Regions from separate parts of the Homo sapiens genome. Here region 2 is linked to region 1. The links are chromatin loops, found by intact Hi-C in ENCODE. Cell type or tissue: K562. All regions are shown on one strand. Each heading gives the region's core, and the rest is flanking DNA. Links, peaks and the distances in the headings are about the cores only.

Evidence for each region. A loop is a pair of places that touch in the nucleus more often than their neighbours do. Peaks named below come from ENCODE experiments on the same cell type or tissue, not always from the same donor. Only the 100,000 strongest peaks of a DNase experiment are listed, where the experiment ranks them.
Region 2: it touches region 1 in a loop (5-fold over the local background); 75 of 110 quality-filtered maps call a loop at or near these places.

What each region holds. Positions count from the first base shown.
Region 1 is chr16:12,447,182-12,462,510 of GRCh38, forward strand. The region is part of intron 18 of SNX29 (sorting nexin 29); the gene reads left to right. Among named protein-coding and RNA genes, the nearest start is that of SNX29-AS2, 82 kb to the left of the region's middle. RefSeq lists an enhancer at 12,269-12,428. In K562, for the core only: a CTCF peak has its summit at 8,274 (motif pointing right); a DNase peak (open chromatin) is centred at 8,240; H3K27me3 peaks cover 2,393 bases.
Region 2 is chr16:12,811,790-12,827,118 of GRCh38, forward strand. No RefSeq gene overlaps it. Among named protein-coding and RNA genes, the nearest start is that of CPPED1, 16 kb to the left of the region's middle. RefSeq lists silencers at 5,160-5,360, 7,746-7,825. In K562, for the core only: a CTCF peak has its summit at 7,746 (motif pointing left); a DNase peak (open chromatin) is centred at 7,772.

The sequences.
Region 1 (15,329 bases), core at 5,462-10,461:
AAAAAAAAAAAAAAAAGTAAAATAAATGCTACAGACCAGCACCATTTCTTAAATACAAACTTTGATTCTGAAAGCATCCAGGCAATTGAAGAAGTCCCATCGGCTTAGCATGAGCTTTGGGCACCTTTCTGTCTTACCTTTTTCTGCAGATGGACAAAAGTATACATGATGGATTTTTGTTGTTAGCGGAATTCTAAAAATCAAAACTAAAAACTATCCTGGTGTCCAGCCTAATCCTGGATACCCCCAAAGATTCTCAATCAGTACTTTCTGGATCAATTTTCACCTTTCTAAACCTCATTTTTAATCTGTAATAACAAAAGTCCAGAGAAACCACCCGGACAGAGCCGAGATTTCATAAATGGGAAGAAGACAGTGTAAACCAGCAGCCTGTTCTCCTAGGTCTTACAGCAAAATCAATATTCCCTTGCTGTGAGACCCGAATGGTGGAAACCAGTTGGCTGAGGGGACTAATTGGAGCCTTTTGAAAATTCCCTGGCTGGAATTGAGATGCAGGTTAACAGATAAGATTGCCAGCTCGTGTGTTATTTTTCAAAGCTCTCTCCTGAGATTGTGTTTGTCACTTGGCGAGAGTGCTTCATGTGTCCCACAAAAGCGGGAACAGCCCCACCACTCAGAGAGCCCTCTCTTCCCTGTACCCTGCCCCTCTCAACACACATCTGAGTGTCTCCATTGCTGGCACGGTTGTCAGGAAGACACTAGGGAAGGGCTTTTATCCAATGGGATAAAAACCTCCCCCAAATCAGCTGATGGTAGCTGAGATCATTCACATCTAGCACCGGGAAGGCCTAGGATTGGGGCTTGGGAATGATGATGATGGTGGCGTTCCCGGGATTGTGCTGATTGTGGATGTATGAGGCCTGTGTCTCGCAGTGGCCCCACCAGGGCAACAGCAAAAATGACGTTATTATCTCCCCATTTATGGATGAGCATTGAAGTTCAGAGGGGTTAAGCAAGGTGACCAAGGACACATAGCTTGTAAGTGACAAAACCAAGGCTTGCGTCCGGGTCTGTCTCACTTCAAAGCCTGTGAGTTTCCAGCTGACCACCTTTCCATGTCCTCCTTGCAACCCCAGTGAACTTCCCTGAATCCCCTTCCTCAGATCCCTGTCTTTGGTCAAGGATGGTGGTGATGGTGACAGACACCAGCTGAGTATTGGACAGCGTTTTTACCTGATTCCCATGATACATTGCCATATCTTCAATTGCTGGTGAACATGTTTTTCATAAAGTGCAGATTATTAAATTGTTCAAGGCAATTGGGAACTCTTTTTTTTTTTTTAGGCCACCAAGTCAGTGATCCTGTTTGACTGCAGTTATTTTTCATGGTGACACCTCCTGCTTATGTACAGCCCAACATCTGGTGGCATACTAAAGGTTCTGAGAAGTTGATGAGAAAAGAGCAGATGACTTCTTTTTTTTCCAGAAAATCCTCTTGCCCTCATTGTTGGCTGGAAAAGCCTGACTTTATCGCATTCCACCCTGCTAATTATGGGAGTGGCTGCCCAGTGCTCAGAGACAGAACTGAGACTTTCCCTGAAGTGTCTGGCTCATAGTCATGTCTGTCAGTCTTTCTCCAAGACAACAAGCTGTCCTGATCAGGTGCATCAAACTGCCTTGCATCCAGCTCTACCCATTTTCTTCTAACTAAGCATCTTTCTTTGCCTTTTGGACGGTAGTGATTTGCTTTGGTTTTCGCATTCACTAGGCTCTACCCATAGGTACCAGGTTGACTCCCAGTGATTATCTCTCCAAGCTAGGGGAAGAGTTGCTGGCTGCAGGGCAGGTTTGCATTGAGGAAGAAGACTCAGTTTAGTTTCAACGTACATGTACTACGCAACCTAATTTCTGCTGGATATGGTGCCCAAAACTGGGGATAGAGAGATGAGACATAGCTCCTTACCCTCAGGTGGTGCTCAGTCTAGTTGGGGTGGTTAGGGAAGGCAGGCACAGCAGCAGGGGATAGGGAGGAGGAATAGTGATAGACCTTGGTCTAGGGCATTGGAGGAACACAGAAGTTGGGTAGAATTGAGGAGAGGAGAAGAGACCAGGGAAGGATGTTGCAGGGTGAAGATGCTGGAGGCAAGCCCTCCAAGATAAGTAGAACTTAGCCAGGCAAAGAAGGCACGGTGGGGACAAGCAGAGGGAACAGGCTTGAGAATAGGCACGGCAAGGACAGGGATCATGGCATATGTGTGAGCTTGGAGTGAGCTGGTTTAGGTGGATTATGCAGTGCAAAGCAGGTAATGATGTTTGTATTTGGCATCTTAACTCACAAGTGACAGAAAACCCAAACCAAACTGGCTTACAGAAAAAGGGAATTTGTTACTCTCTGTAAGTCAGTAGTCTTGGGGTAACCTGGCTGCAGGCACGGGTTGATCAGGGGCTCAAATGCAGCACCTCCCGTGCTCCAGCTGTGCATCTCCCTGCTCTGTTTTCTGCATTTAGAAGTCACAATCACTTCAGAAGCTATTTGTCTGAGGTTACGCAGGTTGCATCCAGGCCTGTCTCACTTCAGAGCCTGTGGGTTTCCTGCTGACCACTATCCCTTCTCTTCCTTGCAACTCCAGTGAACTTTCCTAAATCCCATTGCTGAAATCCCTGTCTTTGGTCACAGATGGTGGTGACAGGGGCAGACAACAGCTGTACATTTGACAATGTTTTTACATGATTTCTGATATGATTTGGCTGTGTCCCCACCCATATCTCATCTTGAGTTGTAGCTTCCATAATTCCCCACGTGTTGTGGGAGGGACCCGGTGGGAGACAACTGAATCATGGGGGGCGGTTCCCCCATACTGTTGTTATGATGGTGAGTAATTCTCAGGAGAGCTGATGGTTTTATAAGGGAAAACCCCTTTTGCTTATTCTTGTTCTCTCTTGCCTGCCACCATGTAAGAGGTGGCTTTGCTCTTCCTTTGTCTTCTGCCATGATTCTGAGGCCTCCCCAGCCATGTAGAACTGTGAGTCCATTAAACCTGTTTTTCTTTATAAATTACCCAGTCTCAGTATGTCCTTATTAGCAGTGAGAACAGACTAATACAATTCCCATGATATATGGAGACACTCAGTTGTGTGTTGAGAGGGGCAGGGTGCAGGGAAGAGAGGGCTCTTGAGTGGTGGGGCTGTTCTAGCTTTTGTTTGGGCACATTCTCAAACAGCCTTTCTTCTCATGGGCAGGAGTCAACTGTGGAAGCTGCAAATGGGATCAACTTGACTTCAAGTCAGTGAGAAAAGGGTACAGCTCTCTATCCCATTAATTGGAAAAGCTGCACCCAATCATAGGCAATGATGTGCCCATTCCTGAACCGCTTGCTGTGGCCAAGGGAATGAGGTGCTCTGATTGGCTGAGGCCCGAATCATAGGCTCTGTCCAGCACACACGGTGTGAGAGAAGGGAAGACGGAGGCTTCCCGGAGAGTGGTCAGGCCACGGTTACCAAAGAGGGTGCAATATGAACCAGGTGGCCCAAAGGATGAGCTAGTCAGATGGGCTTTGTCTGCTTGCTGAAGAGCTTGGGCATTGACCCAGAGAATTTAAGTGGAGGAGTGACATGGTATGATTGGAGCTTTAGGCCAATCATTGTGGTGGCACTGGGGAACCTAGGGTCGATCAGGGACCATTTGGAGGTCCTGGCAAGTACAGCTGATGAAGGACCAAGGGCAGGAGTGGAGAAAACCCAGAACACATGAGGAGGTAGAAGTGCCTGGACTTGATACAGCATCCCCCTGCTTGCCCAGTAAGCAAACCGAGATGAGCTCCACCAAGCAGTTGAGTCAGGGACCCAGTACTAGGGAATAACAAGGCTTCTGACCATGGCTCTGCACAGAATATGCACCTTCTACAAGCAAGGGAGAAAGTACGTCTCCTGCCCCCAAAGTAGCCACTTTTGTCCTTGAACAGAAGAGCCGCAGAGGTACTTACTGCTATTTTTATTGATTCAACAATCTGCTACTCGCTGGCCTCCAAACTCCTGAGAGTTATGAGCTCATTACTGCCAACCACATTCCTCTAAAGTACACATTAGGTTCATAAACACAATTTCAGGGCTCTGTGCGAAATGGAGATGCTCTGTAATAGAAAATTAGCTTCTTCCCCACCAGCTCCACCAAGTTTATGTTTCGTCTCCTTGGATGGCAGTATTCTTGGTAGGGGAGAGAAAGCAATCCATGGAGCTGGGAGTATTAGAGGCTGATTGCCGAGTAGGAGCCTCCTCTTGTCCCCAACCATTTAATGATCCGGTGGCTGCCCAATGTGTGGGATGACCTGTGACCTGCTCTGTTCTATTTACCAACCAAAGAGATTCCATGCAGCAGCCTTTTAGCATTAACAGAAATAGGAAAGGCTGCCATGCACTGGTTGCATTCAAGAAACGGATGGGGCCGGGTGCGGTGGCTCACGCCTGTAATCCCAGCACTTTGGGAGGCTGAGGCGGGTGGACCATGAGGTCAGGAGATCAAGACCATCCTGGCTAATGGGGTGAAATCCCCATCTCTACTAAAAATACAAAAAATTAGCCGGGCATGGTGATGCACACCTGTAGTCCCAGCTACTAGGGAGGCTGAGGCAGCAGAATCGCTTGAACCTGGAAGGCAGAAGTTGCAGTGAGCCCAGATCGCGCCACTGCATTCTAGCCTGGGTGACAGAGCAAGACTTCATCTAAAAATAAATAAACAAACAGATGGTTTCTAACCAAACTGGCCTTACCGGATACCTCCAGTTCTCTCTTTCTTAAAATAAGGGAGTGATGTCTTTGGCCTGGATAAGCAGCTTGAGCCATATGGTTCTTCTGGATTCAGCTCTAGAAAGGGCCCATGCTCAGCTGTTTAGCTTTGGACAGTTATTGAGCCCCACTGAAGCTCAGACCTGTCATCTGTGGGATAGGGTGCTGGACCCACCCTGAGGGATTATCATGAGGCTTAAATGAGGTAGAACAGCTGTAGGGAGCTCAGTGCAAGTTCTAGCTGAGTGGCCCTGGGCAACTCTGAGATAATGCCCTTCAGTGATTCTTGGCCAGGGGTGGTTTTGTTTTGTCCCTACGGGGACATTTGGCAATGCCTGAAAGCATTTTTTATTGTCACAACTGGGGTGGCTGCTACTGGCATCTCATGGGTGCAGGCTAGGGATGCAGTGGAATGTCTCACAATGCACAGGACAGCTCCCATACAAGACTGTGTTCTCAATAGCGGGTAGCCGTCAAATGGTAAGTGCTCTGTGCCAGGGACTGTGCTAAATGCAGAAAGTCAGAGATCAGAGGCAGATGCCCACCGCTGAGTACACCGCTCCGTAGAGACCAGAGGAGTTCAGAGGAGAGTTGCCTCATACAGCCTGGAGGCAGGATGGGGTGAGGGGGTGAAGGATGGCTTTGTGGATGGGGAGGGCATCTGAGCTGAGTCTGGAAGTTGCTCCAATCATTTTCTCTCCTTCTTCAGTGGATGTGAGGGAGGGTCACCAGCCCTGGGGACTGGTGTCGGGAAGAGGTAGCTTGCATCTGTGACTGCCAGACCCCTCCAAATGTGAGGTCACATGGGCCCATGGGTGTGAGGAGAGGAGCCGGGTGGTGAAGGTGTCGGCAGGCATGGTGCTGTGGGACAGGAACTGTCACCTCTGCTCCGACATGAGATCACAGGTCTATCTATCCTGTTCAAGTTGGGTTTTAAAATAAAATTGCTCCTTGTTCTGACTGCAGCTGTCATTTCTTTTGTTATTTCTGAGGCCGTTTGTTAGTAAGAGGAATAATTTAGAGCTTGGAGGTGGACTTCGTCTTGGCTAGTTGCTAGGCACCCACTTTCTCAAGGCACGGGGCCCTAGATGCAAAAAGGATCCCCAGCAGTAAGACCTGGGGCTGTCTCACTTGGTGGCAGCATGTGCCTCCCCTCCCACCCTTCATTCTCCCAGGCGTATAGACAGCAGAGTGCCAGTGTGGCATTTCCACAGACGAACCAACTGCTGTAAGCCTCTGAAACAGGAATGTTACATATATGGCTCTCATGCCACCTGGCCCTATTCACCTGTCCATGGCAGACGTGGCCAATCAATCACAGACTTTCTCATCGAACTCAGATGCATTCTCAGAATCATCCCCCACATGACCACCATCTTCCCCAGGCAACCACCACTGTACACTAGAGTAGGCAGGTAGCTCTAGACTTGGCAGGTTTGCCATCCTTGCTGGAAATCCTTACTGGCGGTGTGACCCTGGGCACATCATATAACCCCAATTTATTTCCTCTTAAACAAAATGCAGATGCCTAATGCCTACTTTGCAGGGTTGTTGTGAAAACGAAGAGAAGTAAAAACAAACAAAGTGGCTGTCATGGAGTCCAGCTGGAGTAAGGGCTCAGTAATTTTTTTTTTTTTTAAGAAATGGGGTCTCACTGTGTTGCCCAGGCTGGTCTTGAACTCCTGGTCTCAAGCAGTCCTTGTGCCTCAGCCTCCCAAATTGCTGGGATTAGAGGCATGAGCCACCTCGCTGGCCCTCAGTAATTGTTCCTTTTCTTGCTTTTTGCATAAAAGTTACCCTTCAAAGACTGCAGTGGGACTTGTGGTTCATTTAATTCTGCTTGATATTGTCATTTATCTTTTCAGCTGTATTTGTTTGAGTCCTCAATAAGACTGTAGGCATTTAGATGGCAGGGAAGGTATCTTTGGAATTTTTTTTGTCCCCTGGCCTTCCATCAAGATGTGGTAATTGGATGTATAGGAGTGTGGCAGACACTGCTAGTTGCTTGCTGAAAATAGCCATGGGTTTTTTTTGTTGTTGTTTTTTTCCTTATCTCTTAGTAACAGAGCCCTGGGCATTATGCCCACATAGAAAATAGTAAATTTCTCAGCTTCCCTTGCAGCTACATATGGCCATGTAACTAAGATCTGGCCAGTAAGATATAGGTAGATGTATTGGTTGTGGCTTCCCAGAAAGGCTGCTTATACCTCATCTGCGTGGTACATGCCTTGCCTTTCTGCTTCTTGTTGCCTAGAATTGAGATATGATAGGTGGAACTCCAGCAGCCGCCTTGGGCCATGTGGTAACCTGGGGGATGGCAACTCTGCAGCTAAGATCGCAGAGCAGAAAGATGGACGGCCTCAGTCCCTGATGACTAAGGAGAGCAGCCATCCCAATTCTGGACTGCCTCCCTGCAGACTGCTTGTCCATCAGAAAAGAAGCCCCAAGTGATTAGACCCCAGCTATTTTGGAACCAAATGCGATTCCTACCTGATGCAAAGAGCTCTTTGAGTAGAGGCTGAGAGAACTGCTGCCCAGAACTCTAGAGGTGACATAGCACATGGCGTTTAGGGACTTATAGTCAACAGCTAGTTATGAGTTTCCATGGGCCACAGGTGCTGCTGGCGAATGTGGCTTGCTGCTCAGTTGAAGAGCGAACATCGAAAATAACCCGAAGAGAGAGGTGAGGAAGAACAGATCAGGCAGGGCCCTGCAAGCCACGTCTGGGAATTTAGACTTGAGCTTGAGTGCAGTGGCGCATCATTGGAGGAATGAATTTATTTATTTATTTTTATTTTTTATTTTTATTTTTTGAGATGGAGTCTCACCCTGTCACCCAGGCTGGAGTGCAGTGGCGTGATCTCGGCTCACTGCAACCTCTGCCTCCCAGGTTCAGGCACTTCTGCCTCAGCCTCCCAGGTTCAGGCACTTCTGCCTCAGCCTCCCGAGTAACTGGGACTATAGGCATGCACCACCATGCCTGGCTAATTATTTCGTGTTTTTAGCAGAGATGGGGTTTCACCATTTTGGCCAAAGTGGTCTCGAACTCCTGACCTCAAGTGATCCACCCGCCTCGGCCTCCCAAAGTGCTGAGATTACAGGCATGAGCCATCACGCCTGGCCCGTTGGAGGACTTTAATTTACACTTGGGAACCATTGCTCTGGCTGTGGTGTGGAAAAGGAGTAGGAGGCAAGATAGCTGGTTTTGTCCCTCCTGACAAAGGTTTCCTCCTCCTTCTAGACGACCTGAGTCTGTTAGCCAGCTCCAAGACGCCCTTCTCCTTGGTAGAACCCCACCGAGTCTGATTTGGGTGGCAAGTTAGAGCTTGGTCTACGCCTGGGGTTTCTAAAGCCCCCACACCTCGTGGCCCTTTTGGCTGGGACTTCCAGACCCTGGGTCTACCCCATCAAGGACTTTTTTTTTGAGAACCTCCAGCATTCCTGGTCAGCCACACACCAGGCAAGCCCTGCATACCGGCTTGGCCAGCACCCGCCGTGGCTGTAACTGACCTCTAGGTGGCGGTGGCCACCTGCTGCCACTCTGGCTCCCAGAGCCCTGGCCAAGGAAGTCCTCTTTCTCCCCACATTAGCCAGTGTTCCTTGTCTCTTCCCTCCCTGAGTTGTGGATCCCGGGACCTACCTGTTTCTTCCTCTGTCTTAGGTGAGACTTTTCTGACTTCCCAGTTTTCGCTGCTATGAGTGTCGGTAACTTCATCCAGTAGGCTTTGCAAAGTCTTTATTTGTGCAGAAGGCTGGAGGAGGTGTCACAGTGCCACACACAGAGACTTGCATATGCAGACCTTGGTCTTGACTGTCAGAAGCGTCCATCCTTTGCTCACTGCCAGATGCTTATAAGCAAGGATAGATGAGATGTAGGTGGCCCGGTATGGAGGGTAAGCCCTCCCTCCTTCCTTCTTTCCTGCTTGCCTTCTTGTTTCCTTCTCTTCCTTCCATTTATCCATCCATCTACCTACCCACCCATCTAGCACCCGTTGGGCATCTCCAGGAACTGAGGGCTCCTAGGGGTTTCCATCTTGGTTCTTGCCCTCAAGGAATTCATTGCATAGTAAAGATGAAGACTTGTAAAGGTACAATTGCAAGTAAATGTTCAGGTGATGTTCATTTATTCATCTGTTCATTTGTTTGTTCATTCATTCATTCATAGTATTGAATATCCATTATTTCCAGGCACTGGTCTGGGTACTAGGGCATAGTGAATAAGACTCTGGTCATGTACTCCCAAGAATATGTATAATTAGTATTTGTCAATTAAAAGAATAAAATCTTAAAATGTGCAGAGCTTACGTTCAGTGGAGAGAGGACAGCAAGCCATCAATAAATAAAGTCTTGATATGTACCACAGATTGAGGTCAGCAGCTGCGATTGCCTGCCATTTCAAATGATTCATCTTGTAAACAGACAGTGTCAACCTATGGCATCAATAAATACAGCACGATACTGGAAAAAACTAGGCAAGATAATTGCTCATTATACCAAATGCTGTGAAGAAGCAGAGAGAGAATGATGGTAGAGGATAGTTTTGGGGTGGGGTAAGGGTGTATACTGGGTGGCATGTGTGCACGTGTGTGTGTGTGTGTGTGTGTGTATGTGCATCTGGCGAAAGTGATGTATACCTGGTGGGGCAGTGTGTGAGTACTTGGTAGTGTGTGCACCTGGTAGTGTGTGCATGGATGAGCATCTGATGGGGTGTGTGCATGTGTGCCTGAAGGGATACGTGTGTGAGTACTTGATAGTGTGTGCACCCGGTAGCATGTGTATGTATATGTATCTGGTGGAGTATGTGCATGTGTGCCTGGGGGGATGTGTGAAATTGCCTCCTTTCAGGGAGAGGATGCATTGGGATTGTGAGCTTTTCCAAAGGTGGAAAGGTTCTGAGCTGCTGGCCTTCACAGAGACGTACCTAGGTTGATGGGAGCTGCTCAGGAGCACCCTCTGAACTCCCAGAAGGCCCGGGGCATTAGCATCTTGTCTGCCGATGGCCTCCAGAGAGAACACTGTGCATCTCAGGACCAAAGCAGTGTTTGAGTTGCATTGACAGAGTTGATTGTGATACTCGAGGCTTCCTTTGCCATAATGCCACCCTCTTCTAGTGGGCAGTAAGCTGTGATGTCAGACCAGACCCCTTTACCCTTTTCTTCTCCTTACTAAGTAGCAATACATTCAGGGCAGGTCAAGTCACATTGTGTGTTCATGTAGCATTTAAGGAGAGTTCAACCCCTTTCCAGAATTGCTAATAACAGTACAATAAACACCGGTCATGCTTTATGCATGTGTTATGTCACAACCCTCTTAGGTGGGTGCTAATACTATCCCCGCTCTATAGATGCTAAAACTGATGCTCAGAAAGGTAAGGTAGGTTGGCCAGGGTTGTCCAGCTGGCAGGTGGTGGAGTCGGGGGTTAATTGAGGCAGCAGTTCCCACAGCCTGCACTTTAACCTCTGTTCTCTGGAGTGGGGCCTCCCCACTCTTAGTGATTGGGAGGCATCTGTCTGTGTTTTGCAGAGATACGGCAGGTCTCAAGAATGGCCCACACTATACCTCAATGCCTTGTCTAGAGCCTGAGCTCTTTCTCTACTGCTTCAGGACAGGGTGGTCTGGAGGAAGAACACAGATTAGGTGGGGGAAAAGACAAAGGTTCAAATCACGTCTCCACCACTCACTCTGGGTCTTTGGGCAAGGCCCTGTTCACACCTCATTTACCCATCATAAAAAGACTTGGACCAGGCAAAATGGCACACGTTAGCCTCTGCCGTGGTGCTTTGCAAGCCTGCAAGATGGAAAAATGTTCATCCCAGCCCCATCTTGTATGTGAGGAAATTTTAAAACAAAATTGAATGCTATCTTACGGGCATTGTTATGAGAGAGAAATGAGTACATTGGGTAAATTAACTGTATTACGATGTTTGTGGTCTGCATACGGGTGCAATTTGATTGCGTGGGGAGACAAAAGAGGGTTCCTCGTGATGACTAATACATCTCTTTAAACATACATTAGAGAGAGGTGCAGAGAGTGTGCCTATCACATCTGAAATGTTCTATTGTTCTGTTTGTTTTTCATTACTCTGAAATGATTACTGCAAAAATTCCTAAATTGGATGCTTTTCAAAGAGGAAGATTAAAGACCATAAGCACAGTCTTGCAGCTGTGCAAAAAAGACTGTGCATCTGTAGATGGATGGAGAGCCTTAACAGCTTCACCTTGGGCTCTGCACTGCACGTGGAGAAACCTCAGGCCCATTGGGAAGTGGCAGCCACGTTCCATCTGTGAGCCCAGAGGGACCTTAGTTGGCATTTTGTAGCATATCTGCCCCGAGCTGACCACCATCTGCTTGGCATTATTTAAAACCTCTTAAATGCATTTCGGCGGGGGACAGGTCTCCATAACACTGGGACAGGGAGGCAGAAGTCTTCTGGAGAAACCAGACGGAAACCTTGCCTGGTTGCAGAGGAGGAAGAAGCATCAAACGCGAGCCCTATGCAGACACTGAGTGGTCTTGCTTCTGTGGCTGCCTGAGAAGTTGCAGCTCTTTGATTAAAGATCAGTAGTTATTTGAGGGTTTTGTATTTATTATGTACATTTTGTTGTTAGACAGCTATCACTGGTCCTGTTTCTAGAGGGAGAAAGGAAGTATTTATACTCTTGGTGTTGGCTGCAAGGTTGTCCCAGCCAACAATTCCCAGTCACGGCGAAGGATACAGGAAGGAGCTTTGAATTGTGTAGATGAGTTAGAAGGCCAGTTAAACCCAGAAAGGGCAATGCTGTGAGCACCAAGGAGGAGGTAGCCTTTGGAGTGTGTCGCAATCCACTCCCCTTCTCTTCCTGCACACGCCGCACACATGCGCAGAGGCAGGCTCTGGCCACAGCTCATTGGCCCAGAGTGAGCACTCACACAGGAGAAAACTACCCAGATACTGGCCCAATCAGATTCTCTGTTGGTCTCAGGTCTTTTCACTACAAGTGGCAAAATCTTACCTTGAGCTGGCTAAAACAAAACAATTTTTTGCCTTATATAAGTAAAACATTCTGTTGTAGCTTGATCTAGGGTCTCAGCTATTCTCCTTCCTCCTCCCTTTCTCCCTTCCTCCTCCTCCGCCCCCTCCTGCTGTCTTCTTCCCCCACCTCCTCCTCCCCGGTCCACTCCCCCCTCCTCCCACCGTTTCACTCTCCCCTCCTCCTCCCATTTCACTCCCCCCTCCTCCCCCTCTCCACTTCCCCTCCTCCCCTATCCTCCTACCCGCCTTTTCCCCCTTAGGTTCTGCGTCTCTGTACTGTGTTCTCTAGTAGGTTCCTCTCCTGTGGGGCTCACCAGCAGCTCTGAGCTTAGATCCTCACAGGCCAAGAAATGTGGCTATGAAACCCCTCAGCTCTCTCCCTGTCATACAGGCTCCTGATGGGCCTGGATGGGGTGGAACACCCTCACGGTGGTGCATGCAGGACTTTGATTTTCCCAGCCTTGATCTCATGCCTACTCTAGGGTCAGAGCTGGAGCGGGACCCATAGGGAGCCCAGAGACAGGCTGGGTGGAGAGTGGGTCCCTAAAGGAGAACTGAAGAAGAGGAAGTGGATGGCAGGCAGAGAAAGACAACCACTGTTCGCACGGAGGCTTCCTCCTGGACCATGCGGGATTATGCCTCAGAGCCTGGGTCAGTCTGCATGCACGTGGGGCTGGGTGGAGGGAGTGTCATATCTAGACCCTGAGCTCGGGAGGTGGAGAAAGCAAACTTGCAGGGAGGAAGCAGGATCCCTTGGGTGTGCAGAGGAGCAGAGCAGCATGGCCTCGCAGCTAACCTTGGACTTGGGTGGCTTTCTGGTCACTGGTCCTGCCCCTCAGGAGGCCCAGCAGTCTTTCCAGCTCTTGCTTTTTTTGAGATACCCTTGTACCCGTCCAGTAATACCCCATTTCCCCAAAGCCATAGTGAACTGGCCTTTCTTCCTGGTAATCAAAGAGTCTGTGACTAAGAAGATAGAAGGACCAGCGACACCATCGGCCTAGCTCACAGAGTTCCTCTCCAGAAGAGAAGTGCCTGGCTCCCAGTGTGGTTGGAAATATACCGAACAGAAGCATGGCTCAGCTTCCATGCAGCCAGAGAAGCTCCTGATTCTGTAAAGCATAGTTAGCTGTGGCAGGAGGGAGAGGGCCATTCAGGATCACATCAGAAGGTGACATGCTAGTGGCCGTCCTGGCTGAATCACGACCTCCCCAGCCCATTCCTTCTCACAAGAGCTGTTTTGCCGAATGAGACTTCATCACCCAACCACGGCTCGCAGCCAGACGCAGCCGAACAGGCCTAGTGCGGCTGAAACTTTCCTTCAGAGGGGGAAACCCTAAAACTGTCTGCTGGGCATAGTGATTTCTTTAGTATTTTCAGAGTTGAGTGCCTTGCTTGTTCAAATGCCAAGATTATTTTTAAGTCCATTATATTCTCACTGATTTCCTATTGTCAAGAACATTTTATTTGGAAAGGTCTTAGTGTAACCAAAGTAGAAAACTCCTTCTATATTTTTAGCTTGGTCTTCCCTCTTGTTACCTCCTCCTCCCCCTGGCCAGCTCCTCTTCATCCTTCAAGGCTTTGCTCAGCCATCACCTCCTCCAGGAAACTGCATTCCATGTCACCTCTCCTTCTGGCCTCCTGTGCATCCCTATGCCATAACACTTATTCCACTGGACTATAACTTTTTGGCTGGCTGGCTGCCTCACAAATGTGTGAACTCTTTTTTTTTTTTTTTTTTGAGACAGAGTCTAGCTCTGTTGCCTAGGCTGGAGTGCAGTGGTGCGATCTCAGCTCAATGCAACCTCCGCCTCCCGGGTTCAAGCAATTCTCCAGCCTCAACCTCCTGAGTAGCTGGGACTACTCAGGGTGCATGCCACCATGCCCGGCTAATTTTTGTACTTTTAGTAGAGAGAATTTCGCCATGTTGGCCAGGCTGGTCTCGAACGCCTGACCTCAGCCTTCCAAAGTGCTGGTATTACAGGCGTGAGCCACCGTACCCAGCCAAATGTGTGAACTTCTTTAGAACAGGCACATTGCTTTTGCTAATAATAGCCGACTTTTGTTAAATATTTAAATGTTAAGCAAAGTAGTTGATTTTCAAACACAGTCCTAGAAGTTAGATGCGATAATTGCCCACATTTTACATTAAGAAATTGAAGCATGTGTGGAGAGCTTTAGCAAATTACTGAAGGTCATACAACTAATGAGAATATGAAATCAAGATTCTATCTCAGGCAGCCTTAGTCTTATTGTGTCCATAACCACTGCTCCAAACTATTGGCTCAGCTCAGTATCTCTCCTTGGAGCCACCACAAGTCTGGTGCCTAGTAGGTGCTCAATAAACATTGGGTGAACTTCAAGAGATTGGATACCTGTGAATGTGCAGCTGGGCTGACTTGGAAGGAATTTCCAGAGGTGGTTTTGCTGCTTCTATTACTGTGACGAGGGGTAGAGGCACGTTTGGCTTCCTGCCTGCATGGAATTTTGCAGTCAGAGCAAGTTCTAACCGCAGCCCTTCACTCCTTCTCTCCAAGACAAATGGAAACTTATTCTGTTCTTAAAACTCGTCTCCTCTATCAGAAGCTTTTTCAGAGGCTCTGGTGCTGAGGCTGCAGGGTGAAAAGTAACCTCCCATCCGTCACAGCAATTCTGCTTCGGGTTGGAAAACAATTTGAAGCATCGCGTCTTCCAAGAGGAGTTTTCCTTTAAATTTTTTATGATAGAAAATATTCAGGCTGGCCAGGTGCCATTGCTCACACCTGTAATCCCAGCACTTTGGGAGGCTAAGGCGAGCAGATCACTTGAGGTCGGAAGTTCAAGACCAGCTTGGCTAACATGGTGAAACCCTGTCTCTACTAAAAATACAAAATTAGCCGGGCATGGTGGCAGGTGCCTGTAATCCCAGCTACTGTGGAGGCTGAGGCAGGAGAATCACTTGAACATGGGAGGCGGAGGTTGCAGTGAGCTGAGATTGCGCCACTGCACTCCAACCTGGGTGACAGAGCGAGACTCTGTCTCAAAAAAAAAAAAAAAAAAAAAAAATATATATATATATATATATATATATATATATATGTATACACACACACACACACACACACACACACTCTTATATATGAGAAAATATCCAGACCAGTGTGGAGATCAATATCTCAAACACCCTGAACACCCTGGGCCTCAGCTGTGGCTTCGCTCTGGGTGCTGGGCTCGATCTCTTGCCATAGGTCTAGTCCCCAGCGAGCTCTCAGTCCTGGCCCTGCAGCCTGGGCTGGACCCTGCTTCCATGGTCAGCTTCACTTTCCGCCATTCACTCTTGGACATTGCCTCTTTTTTCCTGAAGGATAGAGACGTGCCTTTCATTTTGGGATGTGACTTGCCTTTTCAAGTACCTCTACAGTTTAGTCTTCATCCAATTGTATCTGGGGAGAAGAGGGAGGATTGGAGGTGTGTTGTCTTCACAGTGCCAACCAGGAGTCCCACTTAACTTGAAAAATAGCATTTAATTTTTCTGTTACCAAAGTCTGTTCAGTAGAAGAAAGAAATCTGGAAATCTTGAAAGAAGATAAACAAAAT
Region 2 (15,329 bases), core at 5,652-10,651, 360 kb after region 1:
GCTGTGTGATGGTTAATTTTATGTGTCGACTTGGCTGGGCCACAATGCTCAGATATTTGGTCAAACATTATTCTGAATGTTGCCATTGTTAATGGTGGAGGGTGTCCAGGTTCTTGGCATCTTGAACAAAGAATTGGACAAAATGCACAAACAAGGAAAGAATGAAGCAACAAAAGCAGAGATTTATTGAAAATGAAAGTACACTCCACAGGGTGGGAGTGGGCCTGAGCATACGGGCTCAAGAGCCCAGTTACAGAATTTTCTGGGGTTTAAATACCTTTTAGAGGTTTCCACTGATTACTTTGTGTATGCCCTATGTAAATGAAGAGGCTAAAGTGAAGTTACAAAGTTACTTACTTGGCATACACCCTATGTAAATGAAGAAGATGAAGTAAAGTTACAGAGTCATTTACTAGCTGTATGGTGTATGCCCTATGTAAATGAAGAGGATATTTCCTGTTATAGCTGAAGTGTTTCCATTTGATTTAGTTCTAGGAAGTCCTTAGATTCCCTGCCTCCAGGCCCTCTTCTCCTGCCTCACCATGGAAATGTTTTTTTGGGTTTTTTTTTTTTTTTTTTTGAGATGGAGTCTCGCTCTGTTGCCCAGGCTGGCGTGCAATGTCACGATCTCAGCTCACTGCAACCTCCGCCCTCCAGGTTCAAGTGATTCTTCTGCCTCAGCCTCCCAAGTAGCTGGGATTACAGGTGCCTGCCACCACACCTGGCTAATTTTTGTATTTTTAGTAGAGATGGGGTTTCAACATGTTGGCCAGGCTTGTCTCGAATTCCTGACCTCAAGTGATACGCCCACCTTGGCCTCCCAAAGCGCTGGGATTACAGGCGTGAGCCACCGCACCTGGCCTAGGGGTGTTTACATATTACATTACTACAGTTACATTTGGACTTGGAGTGCAACAGATTGCCCTCCATAATGTGGGTGGGCTGCATCCAGTCAGTTGAAGGTCTGGATGAACAAAACACTGACCTTCTCTAAGCAAGAGAAAATTCACCCAGCAGACCTCTTTGGACATGAACCACAGCATCAGCTCTTCCTGGTCCCAGCCGTCTGGACCACCTTGCAGATTTTGCACTTGCCAATCTCTCTCTCTAGACAATCTATACACAGTCATGCATCACTTAACGGCAGGAATAAGTTCTGAGAAACATGTCATTAGGCAATTTCATCATTGTGTGAATATCATAGAGTGTGCTTACACAGACTTAGATGATCTTGCCTACTATGCACCTAGGTGGTGTGGTATAGCCTATGGCTCCTAGGCTATGCACCTGCACACCATGCTTCTGTGCTGAATACTGTAGGCAGGTGTAACATAATGATAAGTATTTGTGTATCTAAACACATCAAAACATAGAAAAGGTAAAGTAAAAACACAGTGTTATAATATTATGGGACTACCATCATATGTGAATATATGTGTTAGGTTGTTGACCAAAATACCATGCAGCATGTGACTGTATATACAGTCTTGGGACCCCAAAATCACTAAGGCAAAGGGAAAAGTCAGGCTGGGAACAGCATCAGGCAAAACTGCCTCCCATTTTATTCCTAAATAAGATAGCTACAAAAATAAAAACATTACATACCTCCCTCACAATTTGCCCACAAGGAAATTCCTTGTGGACAAAGGACAGATATAACTCAGTCATCCCTCTGCTCATATGAGATAAATGCATATCTGACTGCTTCCTCTGCCGCTTTCTTCCTTCCTTCCTTTTTTTTTTTTTTGTTTTAGATGGAATCTCCCTCTGTTGCCCAGGCTGGAGTGCAATGGCGCAATCTCGGCTCACTGCAACCTCTGCCTCCCAGCTCCCAGGTTCAAGGGATTCTCCTGCCTCAGCCTCCCAAGTAGCTGAGATCACAGGCATGTCCCACCACGCCTGGCTAATTTTGTACTTTTAGTAGAGACGGGGTTTCACCATGTTGGTCAGGCTGGTTTTGAACTCCTGACCTGAAGTGATCCACCCAACTTGGCTTCCCAAAGTGTTGGGATTACAGGTGTGAGCCACCACGCTGGGCTTTTTCAAGTGATTCTCCTGCCTCAGCCTCCCAAGTGACAAGGGGGCTGGGCATGGTGGTTCACATCTGGGATCCCAGCATTTTGGGAGGCCAAGGGAGAGGATCATGTCAACCCAGGAGTTCGAGGCCAGCCTGGGCAACATAGCAAGACCCCATATCTACAAAAAATACAAAAATTAGCTGGGCATGGTGGCACATGCCTGTAGTTCCAGCTACTCTGGAGGCTGAGGGGAGGGCATCATCTGAGCCCAGAAAGTCAAGGCTGCAGTGAGTCGTGATGAGGCTACTGCCCTCCAGCCTGGGAGACAGAGTGAGGCTCTGTCTCAAAAAAAAAAAATTATTTTGTGTATCTGAAATACCAATTTAATTGAGCATTCATATTGTATCTGGCACCCGTAGGCTAGTATCTACCATATTGGACAGCACACATGTGGAACATTCCCATCGATGCAGAATTTCTATTGGACAATGCTGATTCAGAACATTCATGAATAACCTGTAGCCAGTGAATCTTTCCTGTTGCTTCGGTTCTTCTGTCCGATGGCCTACCTCTGGCATGTGGGACAGAACAGCCGTAAGTATGCTCACCTTCTCAAATGCAGTTCTCAGCCTTGGAAGCAGATAGTACTAATTGTTCCAACTATTTTTCATCCAGAAACTTGAGTTTAACTTACCATTTAGGCTTTCTTTTCTACCTCCCCTATATTGCTTAACACTCCCTTGTAAATTACTTTCTGGATGATAGTGGAGCTTACTGTTAACTTTTTTCTTCTTCTCCTTTTTTTTTTTTTTTTTTTTTTTTAAGACAGAGTTTCGCACTTGTTGCCCAGGCTGGATGCAGTGGCACGATCTCGGCTCACTGCAGCTTCCGCCTCCCAGGTTCAAACGATTCTCCTGCATCAGCATCCCAAGTAGCCAGGATTACAGGCACCCACCACCACGCCTGGCTAATTTTTTGTATTCTTAGTAAAGACGGGGTCTCATCATGTTGGCCAGGCTGCTCTCAAATTCCTGACCTCAGGTAATCCACCCGCCTCGGCCTCCCAAAGTGCTGGGATTATAGGCATGAGCCACCGTGCCAGGCCAACTTTCTAATCTTCATTTTTTTTTCATCTGAATAATGAACCCAGCCTCCTGAAGCATTTAAATATTTTGCAATTGTTCTCTTGGGTTGTGAAATGAACTTTTCCCCCTTTTTCAACAAGAATAAGAATATTCCTGAAAGCTCCACTCCACTGAACTCAATTGTGCATTGACCGTACAACTTAAGCTCTTTGCAGAGGTATGAGCTCCCCAAGGCTTATGTATCCATTAGAATACACCAAGTGTCCAGAACAGGACCTGACACATAGGAAGCCCTTAATGAATACAAAGCCCTTAATAAAAAGACCCTAATCAAAGTGGAATTTGCTTCTCGGTTAAACTTACTAATGTTGAGAATCCCAAGGGCAGATTCCAAATTCCATTTAGTTTCTCCATGAATCTTGGTATTGGATGAGTTTACAATGAATAACAACAACAGAATTTTACATACTTCAACCCCCACCTCTTGCCTTGCTGTTTGTCATATATTCTTGCAAAGTAACTGTAGTCTGTTCTGGCCCTCTCAGGATGACATTTTTGTCACTGGGGGCCAGGGCAAAATTGAAAGCCACCAGTTTTGTCGGAAAACACTGTTGATACATGCAACCCTTTCTGCGTTTCATTTTCTTTCTCTATCTTCCCCCTGCTGGGCACTGTTTGATTGAAACCAAATCCTGTGTTTGCTAACATCATAACTGTGCTTTGTTTCCTAAGAGAAGGAACACATGTCTGAATCTGTCAGCTCTTACTGGTTTTTATCTTCCCAAAGCACTAGCTTGGTTTTTTATTGAGCATTTAATATTCTGGACTATAAGGTCTGTACGCAGAGGCACTCCAACAACAGGATTCTGGATTTTCTCTCTTGGGACTCTGAACATATTAGTCTCAATTAGTGGTTCTCAACCCGGGCTGCACATTAGAACCGCTTGGGGAGCTTTTGAAGCATATTCGTTCCAAGACTTCACCCTGGGAATTTCTGATTGGATGAGTTTTGGATGAGACCTCAGCATTGCTCTTTCAATGTCCCAGGTGATCCTAATATGAAGCTAGGGTGAAGAACTGCTTGTCCACACTCTAAAATAAGCCAACTGGCTGGGCGCAGTGGCTCATGCCTGTAATCCCAGCACTTTGGGAGGCCGAGGCGGGTGGATCACTTGAGGTCAGGAGTTCGAGATTAACCTGGACAATATGCTGAAGCCCTGTCTCTACTAAAAATACAAAAAAAAAAAAAAAAAAAAAAAATTAGCCAGGCGTGGTGGCGCATACCTGTAATCCCAGGTATTTGGGAGGCTAAAGCAGGAGACTCACTTGAACCTGGGAGGTGGAGCTTCCAGTAAGCTGAGATCATGCCACTGCACTCCAGCCTGGGTGATAGAGTAAGACTCTGTCTCAAAAAAAAAAAAAAAAAAAAAAAGAATAAAATAAAATAAGCCAAGCACCTGAGTCAAGTGAATGGCAAGTGAACAATACAGCCTATTGCTGCTGGTGTGAGGAGACAAATGCAATACACTGCTGAGTCACTGGGCACTGGGATACATACCTTTTCATACAGAGTCCTATTTAAGCTTCACCACAGTCTTGAAATTTTATGCATAGGATTGAATGATTGAAGAGTGTCTTCAGAAAATTCATGTCCATCTAGAACCTGTGAATTTGATCTTAATTGTAAGACAGGTCTTTGCAGATGTAATCAAGTTAATACTCATACTGGATTGGAGTGGGCCCTAAATCCAATGACTGATATCTTCTAAAAAAAATTTTTGGCCAGGCACGGTGGCTCATGCCTGTAATCCCAGCACTTTGGGAGGCTGAGGTGGGTAGATCACTTGAGGTCAGGAGACCAGCCTGGCCAACATGGTGAAATTCCTTCCTTACTAAAAATACAAAAATTAGCCAGGCGTGGTGGCAGGTGCTTGTAATCTCAGCTACTCAGGAGGCTGAGGCTGGAGAATTGCTTGAACCCAGGAGGAAGTGGTTGCAGTGAGCCGAGATTGCATCATTGCACTCCAGCCTGGGCAACAAGAGTGAAATTCCATCTTAAAAAAACAAACAACAACAAAAAAATTATAGAGTGTTCCTTCTCTTGTTTCCTAAGAAAAGGAACACATGTCTGAATCTGTCAAGTCTTGCTGGTTTTTATCTTCCCAAAGCACTAGCTTGTTTTTTTTTAGATTTTGTTTGTTTGTTTGAGATGGAGTCTTGCTCTGTCACTCAGGCTGGAGTGTAATCTCAATGGTGTAATCTCAGCTCGCTGCAACCTCTACCTCCTGGGTTCAAGCAGTTCTCCCTGCCTCAGCCTTCCGAGTAGCTGGGATTACAGGCACCTGCCACCATGCTTAGCTAATTTTCTTTCTTTTTTTTTTTTTTGTATTTTTAGTAGAGATGGGGTTTTGCCATTTTGGCCAGGCTGGTCTCAAACTCCAGACCTCAAGTGATCCACCCACCTCGGCCTCCCAAAGTGCTGGGATTACAGACGTGAGCCACCAGGCTTGGCCTAGCCTGTTTTTTTTTTTTTTTTTTTTTTAATTGAGGATATAATATTCTGGAGAAATAAGGTCTGTAGCTAGAGGCACTCCAACATCAGGATTCTGGATTTTCTCTCTTCAGACTCTGAGCATATTAGTCTCAATTAGTGGTTCTTAATCCTGGCTGCACATTACAATTTCCTGGGGAGCTTTTCAAGCATATTCGTCCTAAGACTTCACTCTGGGAGTTTCTGATTGGATGTCATGTTGCCCAGCTGGTCTTTAACTCCTCGGCTCAAGTGATCCTCTTGCCTAGGCCTCCCAAAGTGCTGGGATTACAGGCATGAGCCACCGTGCCTGGGCTGATGTCTTTTAAGAAGAGAAGAGGACACACAGAGAAAGCAATGTGAAGACAACCACAGAGATTAGAGTGTGTGGCTAGGATGCATCTATAAGACAAGGAATATCAAGGATAACAGAAAACACCAGAATCTAGGGCCCAGCATGACGGCTCACGCCTGTAATCCCAGCACTTTGGGAAGCTGTGGTGGGAGAATTGCAGCCTGGGCAACATAACGAGAACCTGTCTCTGCAATAAAATTTTAAAAATTACCTGAGTGTGATGGTGTGCACTTGTGGTCCTAGCTACTCAGGAGGCTGAGGCGGGAGAATTGCTTGAGCTTAGGAGGCAGAGGTAGCAGTGAGCTGAGATCACACCACTGCACTCTAGCCTAGACAACAGAGCAAGACCATTAAAAAAACAAAACTGGTTGGGCGTCGTGGCTCACACCTTTAATCGCAGCACTTTGGGAGGCTGAGGTGGGTGGATCACCTGAGGTCAGGAGTCCAAGACCAGGCTGACCAACATGGAAAAGCCCTGTCTCTACTAAAAATACAAAATTAGCTGGGCATGGTGGTACAAGCCTGTAGACCCAGCTACTTGAGAGGCTGAGGCAGGAGAATTGCTTGAACCGGGGAGGCAGAGGTTGCAATGAGCCGAGATTACACCACTGCAATCCAGCCTGGGCAACAAGAGTGAAACTCCCATCTCAAAAACAAAACAAAACAAAACAAAACAAAACACCAGAAACTAGGAAGAGGCAAGACAAGGAAGGATTCTCCCCTGGAGCCTTTAGAGGAAGTATGGCACCACCAATACCTTGATCACAGACTCCTGGCCTCCAGATATGAGAGTGAGTCTATTTCTGCTATCTTAAGTCACCCAGTTTGTGGTACTGTATAATGGCAGCCATGGGAAACTAATACAGATTGTTATTGTTGCCATTTGATGGATGAGAAATCTGAGGCAGCGTGAAGGATGCAAAGAAGTTAGACGTGGGTCCCACCACCAGGGCTGTGGGAAGGCATCACACGTAGATTGAGAGCTTGGAGGCCACAGAACTGGGTAGCATCTCAGCCCCACCACTGGCCATATAACCTTGAATAAGTCCCCTAGTCTTTCTCAACCACAGTGTCTTCATCTTCAAAATGAAATACTTCATAGAGTTTTGGGGGAAATGAAATAAGAAACTGCAGGAAAACACACATTGACCTGCACGTGGTTAGCTCTCAAAAATGGTACCTGGGCCAGGCACAGTGGCTCACGCCTGCAATCCCAGCACTTTGGGAGGTGGAGGCAGGCAGATCACTTGAGGTCAGGAGTTTGAGACCAGCCTGGCCAACATGGTGAAACCCTGTCTCAACAAAAAATACAAAAATTAGCCAGGCATGGTGGTGCGTTCCTGTAATCCCAGCTGCTGCTAGGGAGGCTGATGCAGGAGAATTGCTTGAACCCTGGAGAGGGAGGCTGCAGTGAGCTAAGATCGCGCCACTGCACTCCAACCTGGGCAACAGAGCGAGACTCTGTCTCATAAAAAAAGTAACTGTTATTATTATCAGCATTAAACATTAATTTACATCAATAATTAATTTATTAATTAAATTAATTTATATTAATTAAAATAAGTTAATTTATATTAAATGTTAAATACATTATTTAACCTGTATGAAATAGATGAAACTGGCCAGGATGCTTTCAAGAGGGGGAGGAATCAGAATTTACTTCTGATCTTGTGCTCTGCCTTCATCCCCTTAATGTGGCTCAATTGCGATCTTTGGTCAACAAAGTCAACTGGCGGAAAGGGAGGAGGGTCTTGCGCGCCCCCTGGAGGTGAGAGTGGGTAACAGACTGTGCGAGGAGGGAAGGGAAGAGAATACATCCCTGGGTGGTTAATGGGGCCAGATGGTGGAGAACCTTGAGTACTAGTGTATTAGTCCATTTTCATGCGGCTAATAAAGACATACCCAAGACTGGGTAATTTACAAAGGGAAGAGGTTTAATGGACTCACAGTTCCACATGGCTGGGGAGGCCTCACAATCATGGTGGAAGGCAAAGGAAGAGCAAAGGGATATCTTACGTGGTGGCGGGCAAGAGAGCGTGTGCGGGGGAACTCCCATTTATAAAACCATCAGATCTCATGAGACTTATTCACTACCACGAGAACACTATGGGGGAAACCGCCTCTATGATTCAATTATCTCCACCTCTCCCTGCCCTTGACACGTGGGGACTGTTCCAATTCAAAATGAGATTTGGGTGGGGACACAGCAAAACCGTATCAGCTAGGTAGAGGAGCTGTTTTAAGACAGACAAACCATGGTTGTGGTTGAAAGGAACTGAGCATGAGGAGAGCAACTGAGCCCTGAAGTGGCTAAATGTAAGGGTCTGGAAGTCGGAATGAAGAAGAAATGAAGGGAGGGATGCAATGAGAAAGACAGCAAGACAGAAATCACAGGCTTGGGTTTCTAGCCTGAGAAAATCGAGAAAAAATGATTCTGCTCTTAGAAATGGGATACTGGGAAAAGTCAATTTTATCTTAAAAAAAAGAAGAGAAAGAAAGAAAAAGAGTCTGGGCGCCATGGCTTATGCCTGTAGTCCTAGCATTTTGGGAGGCCAAAGCAGGTGGATCACCTGAGGTCAGGAGTTTGAGACCAGTCTGGCCAACATGGAGAAACCCCATTTCTACTAAAAATACAAAAATTAGCCGGGTGTGGTGGTGTGCGCCTATAATCCCAGCTACTCAGGAGGCTGAGGCAGGAGAATTGCTTGAACCTGGGAGGCGGAGGTTGCAATGAGCCAAGGTCACTCCACTGCACTCTAGCCTGGGTGACAGAGCAAGACTATGTATCAAAAAAATAATAATAAAATAAAATAAAATAAAGAAATAATGAAAAATATTTAGTTTTCTTTTTTTCCTTTCTTTTCTTCATTTTTTGAGACAGGGTATTGCTCTGTCATCCAGGCTGGAGTCCAGTGGCACAATGTCAGCTCACTGCAGCTTTGAACACCTGGGCTCAAGCAATTCTCCCACCTCAGCCTCCCAAGTAGCTGAGACTAAGGTGGGTGCCACCACACCTGCTAATTATTTTCCGTAGATACGAAGTCTTGTTATGTTGCCCAGGGTGATTTCAGACTCCTGGGCTCAAGCGATCTTTCCACCTTGGCTTCCCAAAGTGCTGGGATCACAGGCATGAGCCACTGCATCTGGCCCATGATTTAATTTTTGAACAAGCAGATTTTGAGGGATTTTGAAGTGAGAAAAGCCGAATTCTGGTTATGGCTCTGCCAAATGTGAACAATGAACCCATCACATAACCCTTCTGAGCCCAAGCCACTTGATCTTTAAAAAAAGAGGGCACTGGCTGGGCATGATGGCTCACACTGGTAATCCCAGCACATTGGGAGGTCAAGGTGGGTGGATCACTTGAGGTCAGTAGTTTGAGACCAAACTGCCCAACATAGTGAAAGCCCGTTTCTACTAAAAATACAAAAATTAGCTGGGTGTGGTGGCGCATGCCATTAGTCCCAGCTATTCGGGAGACTGAGGCATGAGAATCGCTTAAACCTGGGAGGTGGAGGTTGCAGTGAGCTGAGATTGCACCACTGCACTCCAGCCTGGGTGACAGAGTGAGACTCTATCTCAAAAAATAAAAATAAATAAATAATGGAGGCACTGCGTTAGATCAGAAGAGCAAATGGGTAGCAGATATGGTTTGTTTATTCTACACAGGGTTTTACATTTTAATTTTCTAGCAACATTTGACAATTGGGAGATGATACACAAAAGCTCAGACTTGTGCCTCCAGAAACTGGCAGAAGCTGATCCCTGTAGATAGGACATGTGGTCCCCTGTTTTTCCACAGCCCCCACCATGCCCTATTGTATTCCTGATGGTGAGGTCCAGTATCAGTTGCCATTTGCCACCTACACCCAGCCTGCTTTATATTTATGTTACCTTCCTGGCCCCCTGAGCCATTCAGTTTGAGGTCTCTGGATTAAACACTCTCTAAAGTTCCTTTCAGCTCAGTGTGTCTATAGTTCACCTCTATATCCACTGGAAATACAAGTCCAGTGAGAAATCAGAGCTAGTGGTGCAGATTTGGAAATTACATGAGTAGAGATGATAGTAAGATCTTTGTATGAGTCCATTTTCACACTACTATAAAGAGCTACCTGAGATTGGATAATTTTATGAAGAAAAGTGGTTTAATTGACTCATAGTTCTGCAGCCTGTGCAGGAGGAATGGTTGGGGAGGCCTCAGGGAACTTACAGTCATGGCGGAAGGCAAAGGGGAAGCCGGCACGTCTTCCCGTGGCAGAGCAGAAGAGCGAGAGGGTGAAGGGGAAAGTGCTACACACTTTTGAATAAACAGATCTCATGAGAACTCACTATCACAAGAATAGCAAGTGAGAAATCCGCCCCCATGATCCAATCACCTCCCACAAGGTCCCTCCTCCAACACTGGAAATCACAATTCGATGGGAGATTTGGGTGAGGACACAGAGCCAAACCATATAACCCTTGAGCTACATCATGGGTGTAAGTGTAAAAAAAAAAAAAAAAAGAAAAAAAAAGAAGAACAGAGAACTGAGGACAGAGAATATTCACCTATGGCTAAGGATGGTTAAGGTTAAGAACATGAGAAGGATGAAAGGACACAGAAAAGAAGAGTTTAGATGGAATCGTGCTAGGTAATGGAAACAAGAGAAGTCTCAAGGAGGCTGTATTAGTCCATTTTCATGCTGCTGATAAAGACATACCTGAAACTGGGCAATTTACAAAAGAAAGAGGTTTAATGTTTTTACAGTTCCACATGGCTGGGGAGGCCTTGCAATTATTGCAGAAGGTGAAAGCCATGTCTCACATGGCGGCAGACAAGAGAAGAATGAGGTAGCTTGTGCAGGGAAACTCCCATTTTTAAAACCATCAGATCTGGTGAAACTTATTCACTATCATGAGAACAGCATGGGAAAGACCCGCCTCCCGATTAGCTGGGATTACAGGCACTCACCACCACGTCTGGCTAATTTTTGTATTTTTAGAAGAGACAGGGTTTCACCATGTTGGCCAGGCTGATGTCAAACTCCTGACCTCAGGTGATCCACCTGCCTTGGCCTCCCAAAGTGTTGAGATTACAGGCAAGAGCCACTGCGCCCGGCCCTCAGCTGTGTTCCTGAGCAGTGCTGGCCACTGTCCCCAGTGCTGTGCTGTGACAACCCACCATCCAGTTGTAAACATCTCTATCACAATGTGCACAACAGCCGCAAGCACAACACAGTATGACATTCAGCCATGCAGTTCTTGACACAGATTATTAGAGCAAAAGACATTCAAAAACAAGAGAGCAAGGAGATTTGCTTTCCTGTTTTGTCCCTGCCTTATGAGAAGAAGCTGTTCTTTGGAAACAGTATGTCCTGGGTCAAGTCCATGTTAAAAATTACATGAAGCTAACACTGGCTCAAGGCTTTTAGAGTCCCAAGAACTGCAATCGTAGTGCCCCTTTCTTCGTAATGGAAATAATACCAAAATCAGGATGAGAAAGCCCAATAAAATTCTGATGTTTTTCTATCATTGGCACTTAGATGCTTATATTTTTGAAATATTGTATATCGAATTCTTTCCAATTTTTTTTTTCTCCTTATCCAACCCTTTTTTGCTGGTGGACTGTTCATGTTTTCTTGGCCATCTGAGTGTTCTGACGTTACAGTTAATGCAAAGGGTAATGTGTGAAATTGAAGGAACTTCTTTAAACCTCCACGGAAGTTTTATTGCCTGATAAAATTATGGTCTTCATGAAATACTAAAGCAATAAAGGACAAATGAGTTTCTTTTATTTTCTTTTTTGTTGTTGTTGACATGGTTTTGTTCTGTCACCCAGGCTGGAGTGCAGTGGCGCAGTCACGGCTCCCTGCAGCTTTGATGTCCCAGGCCCGAGTGATCCTCTCACCTCAGTCTCCTGAGTAGTTGGGACTACAGGCACACACCACCATGCCTCGCTAAATTTTTTTTTTTTTGACACAAGTTCTTGCTCTGTCACGCAGGCTGGAGTGCAATGGTGTGATTATGGCTCACTGCAATCTTCACCTCCCAGGCTCAAGTGTTCCTCCCATTTCAGCCTCCTGAGTAGCTGGGACTACAGGTATGCATCACAATGCCTGGCTAATTTTTTTTTTTTTTTTAAGAGACGGGGTACAGGGTTTCACCATGTTACCCAGGCTGGTCTTGAACTACTGGACTCAAGTGATCCACCTCCTGTGACTCAAGTGATCCACTGGCCTTGACCTCCCAAAGTCATTGTTTTGCATGGCCTAGGAATGTTATTTTGTCAGCTGTTTTCTTTACTTAATACGCTGATGTCATATATACCAATATATATGTGTGTGTATGTAAATGTTGATATGCCATATATGTGTATGTATAAAATAGTCCACAGTTTTACAGTTGCACGTGGATTCTGAAGTTGTTTCAAATGCTGTTCTTTTAGGTAGAACTCTATGAAATTGCTGTGTTCATTGGTCAAAAATGGCCAAATACCAGTCATTTCATATGGTTCAACCTACTATCTATGAGGACTATTGCAATAAACAGCTTAAATATATTGGTGCTCTTTTTTGGAGAATTTCTTTAGGATAAGTTCCTAGAAATGGGATTATTGGGCTAAATAGCACATACACATAAATTGTTGATGGGTTTTGTCACCATGTTCTCTTTCCCATCAATAGTGTAAGGGGCTCCCCAATATCCCTCACACTTGGCAAACTAAACTATAAGTTATGGGTAAACCAGTTTACTCTTTTTTTTTTTTTTTTTTTTTTAAGATGGAGTCTTACTCTGTCACCCAGGCTGGAGTGCAGTGGTGCAATGTTGGCTCACTGCAACCTCTACCTCCCAGGTTCAAGCAATTCTCCTGCCTCAGCCTCCCAAGTAGCAGGGACTACAGGCGTGAGTCACCATACCCAGCTAAATTTGTATTTTTAGTAGAGACAGGGTTTCACCATGTTGGCCAGGCTGGTCTCGAACTCCTGGCCTCAGATGATCCGCCTGCCTTGGCCTCCCAAAGTGCTGGGATTACAGGCTTGAGCCACTGTGCCCAGCCCTAAACTGGTTTACTCTTATGAAGTATGTATGCACTCCTCTTTCTGTGGATCTTTGTTTCCCGTTGCCTCTCTTTGGGGTGATCTTTCCTCTGGCATGCAGATACTCAGGTGCCCCCCTCAACTTGCATTGCACAAGAATCAGGCAGTAGAAACTGTGAGCCCAAACAGATGTGCCAGACAGGTCTCAATCAATTTAGAAAGTTTATTTTGTCAAGGTTAAAGACATGCCTGTGACACAGCCTTAGAATTTCCTGATGACATGTGCCCAAGGTGGTTAGGATACAGCTCGCTTCTATACCTTTTAACTAGACATCAGTCAATCAATACATGTGAGATGTACATTGGTTCGAGCTGGAAAGGCAGGACAACTCGAGACGGGGGCTTCCAGGTTATAGGTTGATTTAAAGATTGTCTGGGCTGGGCGTGGTGGCTCCTATAATCCCAGCACTTTGGGAGGCTGAGGCGGATGGATCACGAAGTCAGGAGTTCAAGACCAGCTTGTCAACATGGTGAAACCCCGTGTCTACTAAAAATACAAAAAATTAGCCTGGCATGGTGGCGGGTACCTGTAATCCCAGCTACTCGGGAGGCTGAGGCAGGCGAATCGCTTGAACCCGGGAGGCGGAGGTTGTAGTGAGCTGAGATCACACCATTGCACTCCAGCCCAGGCAATAGTGTGAGACTCCATCTCAAAAAAAAAAAAAAAGAAAAAGAAAGAAAAAAAGAAAATGAAATTATGAAAAAAAAAAAAAGATTTTCTGATGGGCAATTGACTAAAAGAGTTAAGTTATTATCTAAAGACCTGGAATCAATATAAAGGAATATCTCGGCTATGATAATGGGTTGTAGAGACCAAAGTATTATCATGCAGAAGAAGCCTCCAGGTAGCAGGCTTTGGAGATAATAGATTGTAAATGGTTTTTTTTTTTTCTTTTCTTTTCTTTTTTTTTTTTTTTTGAGACAGAGTCTTGCTCTGTCTGTCGCCCAGGCTGGAGTGCAGTGATGTGATCTTGGCTCACTGCAACCTCTGCCTCCTGGGATCAAGCGATTTTCTGCCTCAGACTCCTGAGTAGCTGGGATTACAGGCATCCACTACCATGGCCAGCTAATTTTTCTATTTTTAGTAGAGATGGGTTTTCACCATGTTGCCCAGGCTGGTCTTGAACTCCTCCTGGCCTCAAGTGATCTGCCTGCCCTGGCCTCCCAAAATGTTGGGATTACAGGCATGAGCCACCGTGCCTGGCCTGTAAATGTTTCTTATCAACTTTAAGGTCTGTGTTGATGTTAATGCTGGTTGGCTTTTCCTGAATTTCAAAAGCAGGGAGAGTATAAGGAGGCATGTCCGACTCTCCCCCAACCATGGTCTGAACTAGTTAGGTTAACTTTGGAATGTCCTTGGCTAAGAGGAGGGGGTCCATTCACATGGGCCTTAGAATTTTATTTTTTGTTTACAAAACTGAAACTGTGCCTCCTTTTGTGACAACTGTAACATTGAATTTCCTGGTATGTGATTTCTAAAAAAACTGATTTATATATTTAAAATTCCTGTATATCACATTAATTATTTCCTGAGTTTGGTGTGCATCATGAGTACAGAATATTATCAATAAAATAAAAGTAAATTTAAAGTAAGCTGACAAGGTGCCAGCTCCAATGTTAAGCATTTGTTTTATTGAATCTTTACAGCCACGCTGAGAAGTAAGTATTGGCATCCACATTTTACATAGAAAAAACTTGGGCTCAGAGAGGTTAATTCTCTCATCCAAGGTGGCATAGCTACTGTATTGATGATCTATTGCTACTTGACATGGTTTGGCTGTGTCTGTACCCAAATCTCACTTGAATTGTAATAATCCCCACGTGTCAAGAGCAGGGCCAGGTGGAGATAATTGAATCATAGGGGTGGTTCCCCCATACTGTTCTTGTGGTAGTGAGTTTCACAATATCTGATGGTTTTATAAAGGGAGTTCCCCTGCACATGTTCTCTTGCCTGCTGCCAGGTAAGACGTGACTTTGCTCCTCCTTTGCCTTCTGCCATGATTGTGAGGCCTCCCTAGCCATGTTGGAACTGTGAGTCCAACACGTCCCTTCAACCTCTTTCCTTTATAAATTATCCAGTCTCTGCTATGTCTTTATCAGCAGCATGAGCACAGACTAATACACTACTTAACAAATTACCACAAACTTAGCAGCCTTAAATGACAAATATTTATTATTTGACAGTTGCTGGGAGCCAGGAGTTTGGGCAAAGCTTAGCTAAATACTCTGCTTATGGGTTCTCAAGAGGCTATAACTGAGGAGTCA